2 separate regions of the Homo sapiens genome follow, and region 1 is linked to region 2. A link is a loop called in an ENCODE intact Hi-C map of the cell type or tissue named here. Cell type or tissue: PC-3. All regions are shown on one strand. Each heading gives the region's core, and the rest is flanking DNA. Links, peaks and the distances in the headings are about the cores only.

Region 1 (8,234 bases), core at 1,488-6,487, 94 kb after region 2:
GAGATATCAATATTCAACTACAAGAATGTTATAGAACACCAAGCAGATGTAACTCAAATAAGACTATCTCAAGACATTTAACAAACTTCCAAAGGTCAAGGATAAAGAAAGAATCCTAAAAGCAGTAGGAGAAAAAAAATAAATAAATAATATACAAAGGAGATCTGATATGTCTGGCAGCAGACTTCTCAGTAGAAACCTTGTAAGCCAGCAGAGAGTGGCATGATACACTTAAAGTGCTGAAGGAAAAAATAAAAATTCTTATACTAGAATAGTATATCCAGTGAAAATATTCTTCAAACATCAAGGAGAAATAGAGACTTTCCCAGAAAAACAAAAGCTGAAGGATTTCATCAACACTAGACTGCCCTATAAGAAATGCTAAAGGGGTTTTTCAATCTGAAAGAAAAAGATAGCAAGGAGAAATAAGAAATCATCTAAAGGCACAAAACAGCAAGTACACAGAAAAGTACAGAATATTATAATACTGTAACTGTGGTGTGTAAACTCATATCTTGAGTAGGAAGACTAAAAATGAACCAATAAAAAATAATAGCTACAACAACTTCTAAAGATGTAGACAGTATAATAAGATATAAATAGAAATAATAAAAAGTTTAAAAGTTGGTTGGGGGAACGAAGTTCAACTGTAGAGTTTATATTAGTTTTCTCTTTGCCTGTGTGTTAGTTGTTCAGTTGTTTTGGGTTTTGTTTGTAATCAGTGTTAAGTTGTCATCAGTTTTAAATAATGGGTTACAACATGTTATTTGCAAGCCTCGTGGTAACCTGAAATCAAAAAACTTACAACAGACTCAAAAAAAGGCAAGAAATTAAAACATACCACTGGAGAAAATCACCTTCACAAAAAGGAAAACAGGAAGGAAAGAAAGAAGAGAAGTCAGAAAACCAATTTTAAAATGGCAAGAGTAAATTCTCATCACCAATAACATTGAATGTAAATGGACTAAACTTTCCAATCAAAAGACATAAAGTGGATAAAAAAATCAAGCTGAATGGATAAAATAGCAAGTCCCAACTATCTTCTCCCTATAAGAAACATGCTTCACATATAAAGACACACATAGGCTGAAAATAAAGTGATGAAAAAAGATAGTCCATGCAAATTGAAACTGAAAAAAAACATAGAAACAAAGAAGGTTATTTCATATTGATAAAGGGGTAGATTTAACAAGGGAATACAACAATTGTAAATATATATGCATCCAACACTGGAGCATTCACATATATAAAGCAAATATTCCTAGAGCTAAAGAGAGAAATAGACCCAATGACATTCTTCACAGAGATTGAAAAAATAATCCTGTAATTTATATGGAACCATGAATGACCCAGAATAGCCAAAGCCATCCTGAGCAAAAAGAACAAAACTGGAAAAATTATTTTACCTGACTTCGACTGATACCAATGAGTGATAGTAACCAAAACAGCATTGTGCTGGCATAAAAATAGACGCAGAAACCAATGGAACAGAATAGACCACCCAGAAATAAGACCATATATCTACAGTTAGCTCATTTTTGACAAAGGTGCCTTCAATAAATGGTCCTGGGAAAACTGGATATCTGTATGCAGAAGAATGAAACTAGACCTCTATCTCGCACCATATACAAAAAATCAAATCTAAAATGGATTAAACACTTAAATTTAAGAACTCAAAACTATGAAAACTACTAAAAGAAAATATTGAAGAAACTCTCCAGGACATTGGTCTGGGCAATGATTTCTTGGTCACTACTCTACAAGCACAGACAAATAAAGCAAAAATGGACAGATGTAATTATAACAAGTTTAAAAGCCTCTGCACAGCAAAGGAAACAATCAACAAAGTGAAGAGATGACCTACAGCATGGGAGAAAATATTTTCAAACTCTTCATCTGACAAGGGATTAATAAACAGAATGTATAAGTAACTCAGACACCCAATAGGAAAACATCTAACAATTTGATCAAAAATCAAACAATCTGATTTTTTAAATTAGCAAAAGTTCTGGAAAGACTTTCCTCAAAGAAGACATACAAAAGGCAATCAGGTGTAAGAAAAGATGCTCAACATCATTGATCATCAGAGAGATGCAATTCAAAACTACAACGAGATAATCATCTCATCCCACTTAAAATGGCTTTTATACAAAAGACAGGCAATAACAAATGTTGGCAAGGTTGTGGAGAAAAGGGAACTCTCATACACTGTTGGTGGGGATGGACATTAGTACAATCACTATAAAGAACAGTATGGAGGTTCTTCAAAAAATCTAAAAACAGAACTTCCATATGACCCAACAATCCCACTGCTAGGTATATACTCAAAAGAAAGGAAATCAGTGTATAAAAGAGATATCTGCACTTCCATGTTTATTGCGGTACTATTCACAATAGCCAAGATTTGTAAGTAACCTAAGTGTCCATCGACAGACAAATAAAGATATGGTACATATACATAATGGAGTACTATTCAGCCACAAAAAAGAATGAGATCCTTTAATTTGCACTAACATGGACGAAACAGGAATATTATGTTGAGTGAAATAAGCCGGACACAGAATGACAAACTTATGTTCTCACTCATTTTGGGGAGCTAAAATTTAAAACATTTGAACTCATGGAGATAGTAGCATGGTGGTTACCAGAGGCTAGGAAGGGTAACAGCAGGTGAGGGAGTGAAGATGATTTGTGGGTACAAAAATATAGTTAGATAGAATGAATAAGATCTAGTATGTGATAACATTACAGGGTGACTACAGTCAACAATAATTTCCTGTGCATTTTAAAATAACTGTAAGAGTATAATTGGAATGTTTGTAATGCAAAAATATGATAAATTCTTAAGAGATGATGGATGCTCCATTTACCCTGATGTGATTATTAAGGACTGTATGCCTGAATCAAAATACCTCATGTACCCCATAAATATATACACATACTATGTACCTATAAAAGTTTAAAATAAATGAAATATAATAGCATCATGGAGAGACAGTAAATATGATAAAATGTCAATGATTGAAGACATGTGAGCTTTTAATACTATTGCAACTCTTCCATAAGTTTGAAATTATTTCCAAATAAAAATATATACCTAAAGACTTTATGTATATTTCATCAATTTTCATAATATGCTTTCATGCAAATAAATCATATACAGATATGCATAGGAAAGAATAAGAGGTGGGAAGGTAGGGTTATTGAGTATAGAGAACTCCTTTTTGGAATTTTGCTGTAAAATAAAGGGGAGAAATGAAACAGTGGCTGAGATGTTGGAATTAAGAAGGTTTGCTGTAATTGCTGTTATTTGAATGAGTGACATTAAAGCAAGTATATAATAGAAAATGAGGAAAATTCAACCGAGGAAGGACAATGGATGAGTCACGAGAAAGAGATAATATTTTCAGAAGCAAAACCCTTCCACAGCCAAGTAGTAATGAGTTCTGGTGCCTACATAGGGCTTGGCCTTATATTACAGCATGGACAGTTCATCTACTGTAAAGGAAGGGACAGCCCGGGTGTGAATGCAGTTAGTTTAGTCTATGCTATTTGATGTTAGAGGGACAAGAAGTACTTTTCTAAGAGCTCCTATTTTCTCAGTACAGTTAGAAGCAAGGTCTCTAGCTACAACTGAAAAGAGGGAGGAATGATGAAAATTTAAGATTACTACAAAGACAAAAGCAGAAGTGCAAGAAAGCAGAGCTCAGAGGAAGAAAGCAACAATAAAGTCAGCAGACAAGTATTTATAAATGAACCATGAAGCTACCTTACTTTTAAGAGGAAATAAAACTATTTAGTCATACAGCACTTAACGATGGGAATACATTCCGAGAAATGTGTTGTTAGGTGACTTTTGTGGTTGTACAAACATCATAGAGTGTACTTACACAAACCTAGATGGTATAGCCTACTACACATCTACCCTATATGGTACAGGCTATTGCTCCCAGGCTACAAACCTGTATAGCATGTTGCTGTACTCAATATGGTAGGCAGTTGTAATACAATGCTGTTTGCATATCCAAACAGATCTAAACATTAGAAAAGGTAAGTAAAAATATGGTTCTATAATCCTATGGAACCACCATTGTATATGTAGTCTGTCACTGATGAAAATGTCATTATAAAGCACATAACTATGTTTATTTTTTATTTTCAGAGGCCCATAAGTGGGTAAATGTTCCTAAGGACAAAGATATCTATAAATCTGCAGAGTGTACATCTGTAAGAATAGAAGACTGATTCCTCGCTCACATCCTCACTGATCTAATAACTACTCTGGCTTCCAAGATGCTTCAAAAACTAAACTCAGCAAAAAGTGCAGACCAAATATGTGGCAGAAGTTGAACTGAGCTCGTTAAGTTTCATATTATGTATATCCTTTAATATAGCCTTTTAATGCCAATAAGTGTGTCATGCATAGATGAAATGCTAAACTGTCTTATGGCTTAGCAGTATTGGCCTTGGTCTTAGATGGGTATTTAAAACTCAGCCTCTCTTAAGACTTTTCTTCTCTGCCAAAACCTGCTTAGTCACCATCTAGGGTAACCCAAGGTTTTCTTGCTGTCCCCATACAAATTCACTTGAGAAGGTATTCACTGTCCTAGGCAAAGAGCTAAGTAACAATTAATCTATTTCTGAGGAAAAGAACACATAAGTTAGTCATATAGTGCCAGCATGTCTGAGGAAAATGCTTTTAATCAAATAATACTGAAATGTATAATAAGAAATATGATGAGAAGAGACTGGGATTCCACTAAGATGCTTCCCACCCATCAAATTATTACTAAAATATGATGATCTACCAAAGTGCTTTATGCTTCAATCACAGAAACCAATTCAAGCTTAGACCCAGACTTAAGGATGGTCCAAAGATTATGCCACTAGCCATATGTAAAGTTAAATAAAAGTACAAATCCTGTTTCTCAGTTGCATGAGCTGTTTCCAATACTCAGTAGTCACATGTGGCTGATAGCTACCATATTAGTGCAGATATAGAACATTCTGTCATCACAGAAAGTTCTACTGGGCAGCACTGGTCCAAACCATGGAAAGCCCCTGTGGTTTACTCCATTTTTTAAATTGTTACTGGTCCCAGGGAAGCATAAAGAAATATGAACTTGTGCTGTAACCTCAGAACTACCTTGGACTTCCAGCTGACCCCAAACTGGATCTGACTCAGGATAGACCCACATCAACCATCAGAGTTTAGGAGGAGGAGGAAGCAATACTTACCTCAAATGACAAAGTGATGCCTGGGAAAGTCCTTTTAAAACTATGAAGTCCTGTGCAAAAATATTCTTTCCATTTTCCTAAGCAATTGCCTTCACTTTGTTGTGGGGCTCTCCCTAGATTATTATATTCATTGCTGGACTCTAGAGCTTGAGATAAATGCAGAAAATTTGGAGGCAGTTCAGAGGAGACACTCAAAGATGATGAAAGGTTTGAGAAATAAAATTTTGTGGCTAAAAAAACAGAAGTCATCCATCCCGGAAGAAAATTGTAAGATTATCTTCAAGCATAAGCATACATATTATATAGAGGATTATGTCCAGCTACTTTGAAAAGCTGCAGACAAAAGAATTAAATTAAATTAAATTAACAGCATAAAAGTAAATTTCCTGATAATGATGGCTGCGCTGAAACAGGCTATCAAAGAAGTTTAAGAAATCTTCTCTGGATGTATTTGAAAGCAGAAAAGTTTCCACGTAAACATTTTCCAGTAACGACTCCTTCTGAGGAAAGCAGTCAGATATAATTCATTATGTACACATTCTCATGTTTTGTAACATGTGCATATCTGGTCCCAGCTGGTAGGCCTAGGGATTGCTTCTGGCTCCTATCATGCCACCTACAGTCAGGCATGTGGCTACTATGAGAGCCCTATTCAACAAAGCTACTGCATTCTCAGAGTAATTATATTAGAAGATAAGGTCATTCTTTCCCCAGAACCCACTTCTCCTTTCCTTATAACATATCTGATTATTTTTCTTGTGGTACCATCCTTCTCCTATCCTATACAGTCCTGGTCTGGTTAATCAGAGCATCCATTCTCCCTGGCCACAGTGATTGGTTCAGAAGTAACAAGTAACCCAAATCAATCCAATACGGCTTGACTCCAGGACTTTTTTGTTGTTGTTGTTCAAACTGTTGGGAGCAGATAATCACTCTCTGTGGCATATTTGGAAATATGAGATTTAAGCCTGGTTCTAGTGGTCTGGGTTGGGTTGCCATTACATGCAGAGTACAACAACAAAGTGATCCTGTAGGAACTTTATTAAATTTATCCAGAGCAAAAGCATTGGCTCTCCTGCCAGGAAGCAAGTAGCTAGAGATGGTGAGCAACCTGCTAAGCCACAGAGCTAGAGAAGAGGAGAGAAGGAAAGAAGGAAAAGAAGGCCACTCTTTGGTACACAGGTTTTCTCAATTCATCACCTTCTTTACAGCACCACACTGTCTCTCCTTCAATGGTCCTTGGCCCTACCACAGTTCTTTGGGACAAATAAGCAATCTTCTCCTCCTAAACAGCTTCCTCTGTCCCTAATTCAGTTATCACTGCTCCATGTTTTCCCTCTGCTAAACATTTACTCAAACTTCTCAACCACTGATGTCCTCTTTCCTGTTTGTCCTTCGAGGATTTTTTGGTTTGTTTTTGTGTTGTTGTTGTTTTGAGACGAGTCTCGCTCTGTCTCCCAGGCTGGAGTGCTGTGGCGCAATCTTGGCTCACCGTAATCTCTGCCTCCCAAATTCAAGCCATTCTCCTGCCTCTGCCTCCCTAGTAGTGGGATTACATGCGTGCACCACCACGGCCAGCTAATTTTTGTATTTTTAGCAGAGGCGGGGTTTCGCCATGTTGGCCAGGCTAATCTCGAACTCCTGGCCTTAAGAGATCCACCAGCCTCGCCCTCCCAAAGTGCTGGGATTACAGGTGTGAGCCACTGTGCCGGCCCTTCGAGTATTTTTGTTGTTGTTGTTTACCATCATTTTAGAGTGGTTTCAGGAAGGCAATAAATGTTCATGGTCAATCCATCATGTTTAAATGACTTTTATGTTAAGAACAAGCCAATATATCAAGAAGAATTAAAATAGAATGAAGGAGAAAGAAAGAATCAAAGCAGGACATAATGTCTGCTAGCTGTTGTCATGAACATAATTGCAGGAACTAGGATGCACTTACTCAAGCAGCTCGGGAAACCCATTATGCACTCGGAAATCCTTAGAGTAACAATGCTTTAGTGAGTCTGGAGACCAAATCCTGCTGGGTCCAGTCAGACACCCAGTCTGTAGATGTTTGAAACCGAAATTTTCCCCTGGTCCAGTGAGGGTGAGAAGTGCTTTAATTTGGTTGTTTTGTCTTTCTTTTTTTCTACTTTTGGATTGATTTCAGGTCTCTTCTCTTAGGCGTTTTGTTTGTTTAACAAATATTTACTAAGCAACCAATAGGCACACACAGTATTATATTATTTCCTAAAATACAATAAGGAAGACTCAAATCTTGCTTCAAAAAAAAAATCAATTTTTTGGAGAAAGTAACCTTTCTACTAAGTTATTTTGAAAGAGGAGGGCAGAGCAGGGAAGGAGATGGAGATGGGGTGGGTGGGGCAGTGGTTACAGGAACAAGAGGAAATGTTTGGGAGGAGTCAACCCTCTGGTGCCAAATTGGAACACTGATGTTTCCAGATGTCTCTTTAAAATCCCGTCTCACTAGCAGGATTAATATTGAAGAGACTTACCCAGATTTGAGGGTGGAAGAATTGGCCTGGTGAAGGTATTATTACTAAAATACACAATTTCACTCTATTCTTGAGCTATAATCTACAATATTTTGTGACCCTTCACTTCCTCATTTAAAATCTCAAAGGTTGTTTTCAGTTCTAAAATTTTAGTATTTGAACCCAAATTCTGGCTTCTGGGCAATCTTCCCATGGTCTTTCTATTTATATCACATCCTGTCCCCAAGCCATTGAATTTTTTTACTCTAACTGATTTGGAATTCTACATTACTTATTTCAGTCCCCACCCTAAACATATTTTTTCTTCCCAATTTATTCTTAAGGTTGAAATAAAGTTCGAATGAAACCTAGCAACACATAAACCTAGAGAAAAGAAGTAAATAATTTATTTTCTGGTATAGAGGAAACTATTTGTAGCTAGAAATAAACCAAATGTTCTCAAATCTGAGTGGAATTATATTAATTATATTTTTTTTCAAGAATATTCTGAAATGGGAT
Region 2 (8,234 bases), core at 1,355-6,354:
CTAGCTAGGACTTTCCAGGGGAATGAGTTGAGCGAGGCTACCTCTCCCCAAATGTTTCCTTTGCCTTGCTCCCTCATTCACCTTATAAAAGTACCTTTGCCTTTATTGGAGTCCCCAAACCACTTGCAGTCTGGAAGTACCCAGATCCATGGATCACTAAATGCTCAAATAAAGTCTTTAATAGAGTTTTTAATGCTTTAATGTGCCTCAGTTTACCTTTCCACAAGTGCAAAATAAAATATTGGCCTACGTCAATGAGTTCATGGCTGTGCCACCTGTGCAGTCATATGGGGCCACTGTGCTCAGAAGGGCCCTGCATTTGATTTAAGATTCTTTTGTTGCCATCTTGAAATTCCTTAAAATTTTTGAACAAAGGGGCTTGCATTTTCATGGTGCATTGAGCACACCACTGCAAATTTTGTAGTTGGTTCTGATTGTGAATTCTACTGTGGTATTTGTGGAAAGAGCTTTTTGGTGTTTATCAACATTACTCTGTCAGAAAAATAAGAGTAAATGTTTATCAGATAAAGTCTTGTCATATTTCTTGATCATTAACTATTTAAGCTTGCTATGCAAATCGTATCTATACTGTCATTTGTGCTAAAACAGCAAACCACCAACAAATGCCTACATGCATAAGATGGCACTGCACTCAGCAACCTGTCTGAGAGATGGAACAAATTGAAGATTCCCAATGCTCAGGTGATTCCCTGCTGTTCCAGAAGCTCTTGATTACACATATGCTGAACTTGGTTTACAACAGATAGAGCTTATGTAAGGAGGAATTGAAGGCATTTTACACTTCTGTATATTTTTGTCTGAGGTAAATTTACATATTTTATACCAGTAACTCTTGGAGAAAAGGTGTCTGTGATATTAGAAGTCAAAACACTAAATGTTTTTACATTCAGCACCTCTAACCCTGATGTTTTTCAACTTATTCAAAGCCAACTTCATCCTCTTCTTCAATATTCTTTTCCTCTAATAGAAATATCATGTACACATATCAAGTCTGTTTTCCAAAAGAAAACATCTATTCTTTTGTTTTCGATAAGAAATTACTGCACCTCCAATTGAAATGTCAAATAGTCCTAAAGAATTAAGCAAAATGATTTTTCTTCTAATTTGCATGTTACAACATGAATTTTAGGTTAACTTGTAATCTCAAATGTATATTCTAACTTTCCATTAACTTCAGTTGGAAATGTATGCAAAATTTATTTGAAGAGAAAATGGCACCAGAGGTTGATAAACATTTCAAGGATAAAGGTACAATTAAAATGTTCAGTGAGATCCATATCTGCATTATTAAAATGATGTTACATGCACATCAAGGTTACACAGTGATTTTTCTTAGTATCTGAGGACAAACTTCATAGTGTAATAAGTGGAGGTTGTTCTACTGCCTATTTTCTGCAGAGTAAGTGTCTCCTGGGTTTACAAAGCATGAGTCAAATATTGATGCTATTGCTTGTATATCTCACCAGATGGCGCTAGGAGCATCTATAATAGCTGAACATCACACACTAGCGTACTGAAACGTCAGAATTTCCTTAAATTGAAGAATATTTCATTTCTGAAAGAAAAAAATATTTAAAATTACTTGTGAACAATTTTGTCTACCTATTTATACATAGACAAATTCACATCTCTCAAAGTTTTTTTAAAAATCACATAATTCCATTGGAAATAGTGTACTTTTTACCTTATTTAATCATTGCCATTTTTTCAGAACTGGTTTTCCTTCTTTGCTTAGGAACATCTCTGATGATTATTCTGCTCCTGTAGCATTCTGCCAAGCTGCAATGGCTGCATCTGTAGTACCATAAAAGCTTTTTCCCCAAAACATGTGTAAACATCTGCAGGAAAATTAGAAATTGTGGCTGATGGAAGGTAAAATGCCTTATCTAATGTCAGATAAACAAACATGCCTTATCTAATTACCACATTGAATCCAAGTTTTCAGCCTACATAATCAGGGGTCATTAAATTATAGTTTTTCTGACTCTAAGACTCATTATATGAAGCAACCGTTGAAGTGGGTTGGATAATTGTGGCTTCAAATAAATAAAGTGGAATCCTTTATTTTGCTGATGTTGGGAAACAGCTTCTAATTTCCAAACTCCTGGCCCTCTGTTAAATAGCTGAAATTTTTTAGTATACAATTTCCACTAGTGTATAGGAGAAATTTTTTTCCCTACCCACTTATTATTTCACGAAGATGTCAAGGTTATGGATAAAGTGAATATGCAACTAGACGTCCACAAGGCTGGAGTGGACTCTCCCTTAGTATGGGTAGAAGGGTAGAACTGAAACTCACAGACAGCCCGGAGGAGGACAGAGACAGACCTACACAGGTGAGTCCAGAGAGGTGTTCAAGAAGGCAATAAGAAGTTTAACAATTGCTTGAAGTTTGCAATTAGACCAGATGCACTCTCTCTCATAGGTGGCTCCAGGAACTTTTTTCACAATACCTTGAAGACAAATCTTTTGGGACACACATATGTCCTTATTTATTAGCACTCATTGATGTTTTGCACAGAACTGCCTTGTAAGAAGATCCTTCCTGATTAAATGTACCAAATAATTAAAATTTTATTTTGGTTTTCAACTTTGTTTTGATTCAACTCTTCATTTATCTCTCTATTTTGCTTAATCTGAATGCTGGTTTATGCAAAAATTTTCCAAACAGCATTGAGTTTGATTTCTGGGAAAAAAAATCTGAAATTTTGGAACGATAAGACATAATTTGTAACATTCAATAGGTTTTATACGAGTACAAGGCATAGATGTGTGTTTGTCTTAATGAGTTCTAAAATTCACAGAATATTAAAAATTCACAGAATGTTTACTAATTTCTGAAGAATTATCATCACTGAAGGCATGTAAGATGTTAGGAAAGCATAAAACTCTATCAGTTACTAGGTGTGTGATGCTGAGTGAGATATTAACACCACCAAGCCTCAGTTCCTTATCTCTAAAATGGAGATAATGCCTACCTCACCAGGTTGCTGAAAGGATCAAATAAATGTAAATGTCTAGCCCAAGTCTGTCACTTATTGGAAGATCAGCCAATATGATTTCCTTCCTTTCCTAAACTCTCCTGCTCAGTCAGAGTAACTGGGGTTTTCTTAAAAATGGAGAGGCATGCAGTAAGTAAGACATGTTTAAAAATAATAAAACAGCATTTATTTTGTAAATAGGCAAACTTGCTGTAACTGAGCAGTAAAAATTGCTTTTAAAAATGTGTAATTGCCTATCTCTGAAGTAGAAATTATCCACAGAATATATTATTATCTGTCAAAGTCTTGTTTGATGGTTCTTTATTGCTTTGTTTCTTTTACTTGTCTGGAAAGTAGAAAGAAAAGGGAATGCAACTCTCACTAGCACCCAATCACTGATGCCGCCCAGGGAATTATTCTCAGTACTGTTGAAGACAAAATGCATGAGACAATTGAGAAGGTGATATTATTCCAGCTAGTGCCATAGGGAGAGTCCCACAGATCAGAAAATTACAGTGTCTCTGCAGAGTGGATTTGCCTTAAGGCATTTACAGGAAAGAGTAGACAAATTGCAGGTGTGGGGATTCCCAGCTGTATTGTTTTGCAATCAGAAGAGGTCTCTGTTATTTAAGTGGGCAGAAAATGTTTATTTCTGTGTCTTGCTAGTTCAAAAACAAACAGTTGTAACCTTAGCTAATCATTCATGAGATAAAGAATAGACGTTTGTAATTTGTAATCCCAGCACTTTGGGAGGCTGAGGTGGGCAGGTCACTTGAGTCCAGAAGTTCAAGACCAGCCTGGCCAACATGGTGAAACCCCATCTCTACTAAAACTACAAAAATTAGCTGGGTGTGGTGGGGTGCACCTGTAATCTCAGCTACTAGGGAGGCTGAGGCAGGAGAATTGCTTGGACCTGGGAGGCAGAGGTTGCAGTGAGCTGAGATTATGCCACTGCACTCCAGCCTGAATGACAGAGTGAGACTCCATCTCCAAAAAAAAAAAAAAAAAAGGAATAATGGGACATTGGGTAGAGGCAAAGGGAAGGGGGAATTTATACCTGGCTTTGTCAGCAGGTTCAAACAAAGGTGAAAAGTGTGTGTTTGGCCTTGTCACAGGTAAACAAGAAAGCCATTTACAAGCCTGATGGGGGTCACAAGAAAGAATGGACAGTGAGTGCTATGTGAGTCACATGGAGAAGGGTGATTCATTTCCTTAAGCTGTTTTTCAGAACACAAAACGGTGAGGCATTTCTGAAAACAAAAAGTTGGTGAGATTTCTTAACCACAACTATTTTCTGAAAGCATGAGGCTCTGGAAAAGTTCAACATTGTTAGTCCTCTTTCCCTTTTGATCAAGACAGATAAATTTCATTCACTGTTGCACAAGTCAAAGGTGGCCATAAATCTCCTGAGTGAGGTGAACCAGGGTAAAAGAACTATGCTTGCGAGGACTCTTAATGACATGATGTCTTCAAAATTAATTAAATCACCCATCAAAAAATAAAATTACAATGTATTTAGTTTAAATTTATAATTGACTTTTATTTTCAATTCTAGAATCAGGGAACACCTCATTCTATAAAATAGAGTGAGTGTTCAAATGAACTGAATGGAGGAGGTTAGATTTATAGAATGAAAAGAGCCAAAGGAAACAAAAAGAGAGAATAAAAAACAGACTCATCCTTTCAACGTTACTTTCCTTATAGGGTTCAAACAGAGGAGGCATCCTTATTATGCTGACTCAGGTACTAGAATCTGCTGGGGGTTTTTTTTGGAAAACTGACCTGTTGGAAAGTTCAGTTTGATTATGTGGCACTTAGCCCAAGTAACTCCATTATAATTTGGTCTTGTCTGCTAGGGCCTAACACAGGAAACTAGTCCAAAATAATGGCCTCCCATAAACACATCTATTGAAAGGTAGAGGCAAAGCTCAGTTGTTTTAGAGTCCTAGAGATCAGGCATCTATATGAAAAATAAAAAAAATATATATATATAAAGCTGGATTAAAGTAAAGACCCAAGAGTTCAACCCTGAGAAAGTTTGGTCCAGTGGATTCCAGAGTCAGTGGATGAAAACCTTTTGATTATGTAGCACTGCTTATGGAGTTTCTTGAAGTTAAGAAGTTAATGTTCTTGGTGATGTTGTCCAGTCTTGGTTACTTCTCATGTAAGGTTATGCATGACCTGAGCATTTCAGTGAGCTTTCTTAGTGGCCTAGACAGTAACTTGCTCAGGGAGAAATTCAGTCCATTATGGTCTTCTGTGGTGATAAGTCCCTCAGGGTATATATCAAGTCATCAGGTTTTAGCCCCCAGTCCTTCTTCAGATCTGGAGGTGAAAGAACAGCTACAAGGCAACTTTGAGTCTCGATAAGGATCTCTAGATAGTCAGACTTTTGTTCTCAGTGAGACCAAGTTAAGAGGGAGGGAGAAAAGTTGGAAATGTTAGTTTGAAAGGTTATAGCCAGATATTGAAAAAAAAAATGAGAAGAATTGAAAACATGGTAAAAATTGACAATTTGTTCAAGGTAACAAAATCCAGTCTAATCACAAGTAGGTTACAAAACCAGTTATTGCACAGTGGGGAAGGAAGCCAATTAAATCTCAACCAAACAGAGTTAGCACATCCATCAGTTACCTACAATTTATAAAGAGGCACAAATAGTTCAAAGACGATTGAATTATTGTTTCAAATCTGATAACTCAAAAAGATCTGCTATAGTTTTCCACTGAAACAAAGTTTTCCTGAACAAAGATAGTCTTTAAAAAAAACAGGGCCAGGTGCAGTGGCTCACACCTGTAATCCCAGCACTTTGGGAGGCCAAGGCGGGAGGATCACGAGGTCAGGGGATCAAGACCATCCTGGCTAACATGGTGAAACCCCGTCTCTACTAAAAAAATACAAAAAAATTAGTCAGGCGTGGTGGCGGGCGCCTGTAGTCCCAGCTACTCAGGAGGCTGAGGCAGAAGAATGTCATGAACCCAGGAGGCTGAGCTTTCAGTGAGCCGAGATCGTGCCACTGCACTCCAGCCTGAGTGACAGTGAGACTCCATCTCAAAGAAAAAAAAAAAAAAAAGAGGAAAAGGAAAGAAGAGAAAAAAAGTGATTATTCTTGATCATAAAATAATGTGGTTTCATTCTTACTGGATTTAGCCTGATTATGTACAGAGGTACAGTAAGAATGGTAATTTACCATATATATCTTTTTAAGTTTGCTTTCCTGGAAGTTATCATTAGGAACTCTTGATTCAATTTCAACTTTTATTTATGTAGTTATTTAGGTTTTGTTTGTTTGTTTGTTTTTTGGGACAGAGTCTTGCTCTGTTGCCCAGGCCGGTGTGCAGTCACATGATCTCAGCTCACTGCAACCTCTGCCTCCTGGGTTCAAGCAATTCTCATGCCTCAACCTCCAGAGTAGCAGGAACTACAGGCACGTGCCACCACACCTAGCTAATTTCTGTATTTTCAGGAGAAACAGGGTTTCACCATGTTGGTCTAGCTGGTGTCGAACTCCTGACCTCAAGTGATCCGGCCACCTCAACCTCCCAAAGTGCTAGGATTACAGGCGTGAGCCACTATGCCCGGGCAATTTTAACTTTTAAATGCCCCTTGAGGCTAGTATGCCAAGCCAATAATTCATCATCAGATTTCACCTATATATTTAGATTAATTCCTTTCTTCTTGAGGTCCCTCAAATATTCTGAAATTCTTAGGATTACCAGGAAGTAGCCTTCCTTCCTCAGCTCTAAGGCTAAGAAGGAACAGTGTAGGCCCTGTAAGCCCTTTAAACCCTGTAAGACAGGTAATGGGCAAGTTTTCCTAAGAGGGCTTCAAAAGCATCGGCTCCATCAAGTCAATCCAAGTTTCTTTAGTGCCTGGTCATATCTGATTAAATACGCATCATTATCAAATATGAAATGGCAGGCATGGTCTTGGTTGGTGAATAATAAGGACTATCCTTATTAATAACAGGACATAATTGGAAACATTGTTGTTTCCTTGTTAATGACAAGGGATACAATATAATCTCTTCTTAGTGAACCTATGCATATAACTCTGTTGCTGTGAAAATAAGAATATTTAATAAGAGTTTCTGATTTCTAGAGGGAACAAGCAGGGAAAAAAGATAAGAGTTTTATTTCTGTTTATAAAACAGAGTCTACTAAATTGTTATAAGTTATAGACAGCTTAACAGAAAAGAGAGAAAGGGTTCTTTACATCCAGAACACAGAATATTAAAACATCAACAATATTCCAAACAAAACCAACAAGTGTTACCCATTAGTTGATTTAGCCCTATGCAATGAATTCTTGTTCCACACAATCCTGGGGTAGCCATATCATGGACTCATTTGTGGACTGAAGTCCAGATATACTGACTCAGTCCACCGGGATGGCCTCAAAGTTGTTCATGCAATACCATCAGAAGCTGTACACCAAGGTACAGTGCCTGGTATAGTCCTTTCCCAAGGCTCTAAGACAGTCTTTCTTTGTTGATAATAACACACTGGCCTGTAGCTTATTGCAAGTGGTTTCAGGGAAGCATCATGACAAAACAAACCCTTTCTGTAGATGACAGAGATTTAAAATGGGTGTGGTTAGCTTATTATTAATGATTTTCAAAACAAAGATCTGAAGAGGATTTGTTACAGGAATAATACAGTTAACAAGGAAGTTTGATTCTTTCTGTGATGTGCAAAATAAAATCACTCAAAAAGTTAAAGACAAAATACAAACAAACATAAAATTAGCCATATTTTCAAAGAGTGGATATCATATATAATTTATGAAAATGGATGAACATAATTTTTACAGAGAAAAAGCCTTCAGATAGAATAATCTTGACATATAACATACATGACTAAACAAGCATACAATTAGAATAACCCAAGAATGTATCAAAATTATTAAGTAAAAAGGCTCAGTAAATCTGGAGGAGGTACTAAACATCTGTTATATTAATAAAACTCCAGATATGAGTTGCGTGAATTCCCAGTTGAAAACCATTGGCCTAGAATTCAAATTAAAGAAATAAGGTTACTATATGGTTAACATTTTCAAAAATAACTGAAATTATGACAAATAACACTATACTGATGTCTAATTTCAGACAAAAACAGATAAGATTTGATATTTGTATATCAAACAAAATTTACTGAAGTCTTTAAAGCAATTGGCTTCAGGCTATTTAAATTTACTTCATGCAATGTAATCTTCTGTTAAGCATTCTTTGTG

What was found. Peaks named below come from ENCODE experiments on the same cell type or tissue, not always from the same donor. Only the 100,000 strongest peaks of a DNase experiment are listed, where the experiment ranks them.
Region 1: a loop joins it to region 2, with 8 times the contacts of the local background. A loop is called at or near these places in 7 of 110 quality-filtered maps.

The regions. Positions count from the first base shown.
Region 1 is chr7:121,447,122-121,455,355 of GRCh38, reverse strand. LOC124901737 (a long non-coding RNA gene) reads left to right here. Exons shown (of 2, transcript XR_007060496.1): 2 at 4,163-4,408. Among named protein-coding and RNA genes, the nearest start is that of FAM3C, 55 kb to the right of the region's middle. In PC-3, for the core only: no CTCF peak of the experiment used is centred there; no DNase peak of the experiment used is centred there.
Region 2 is chr7:121,540,948-121,549,181 of GRCh38, reverse strand. No RefSeq gene overlaps it. Among named protein-coding and RNA genes, the nearest start is that of FAM3C, 150 kb to the right of the region's middle. RefSeq lists an enhancer at 3,680-4,879. In PC-3, for the core only: a CTCF peak has its summit at 1,487 (motif pointing right); DNase peaks (open chromatin) are centred at 1,491 and 4,211; H3K27ac peaks cover 2,845 bases.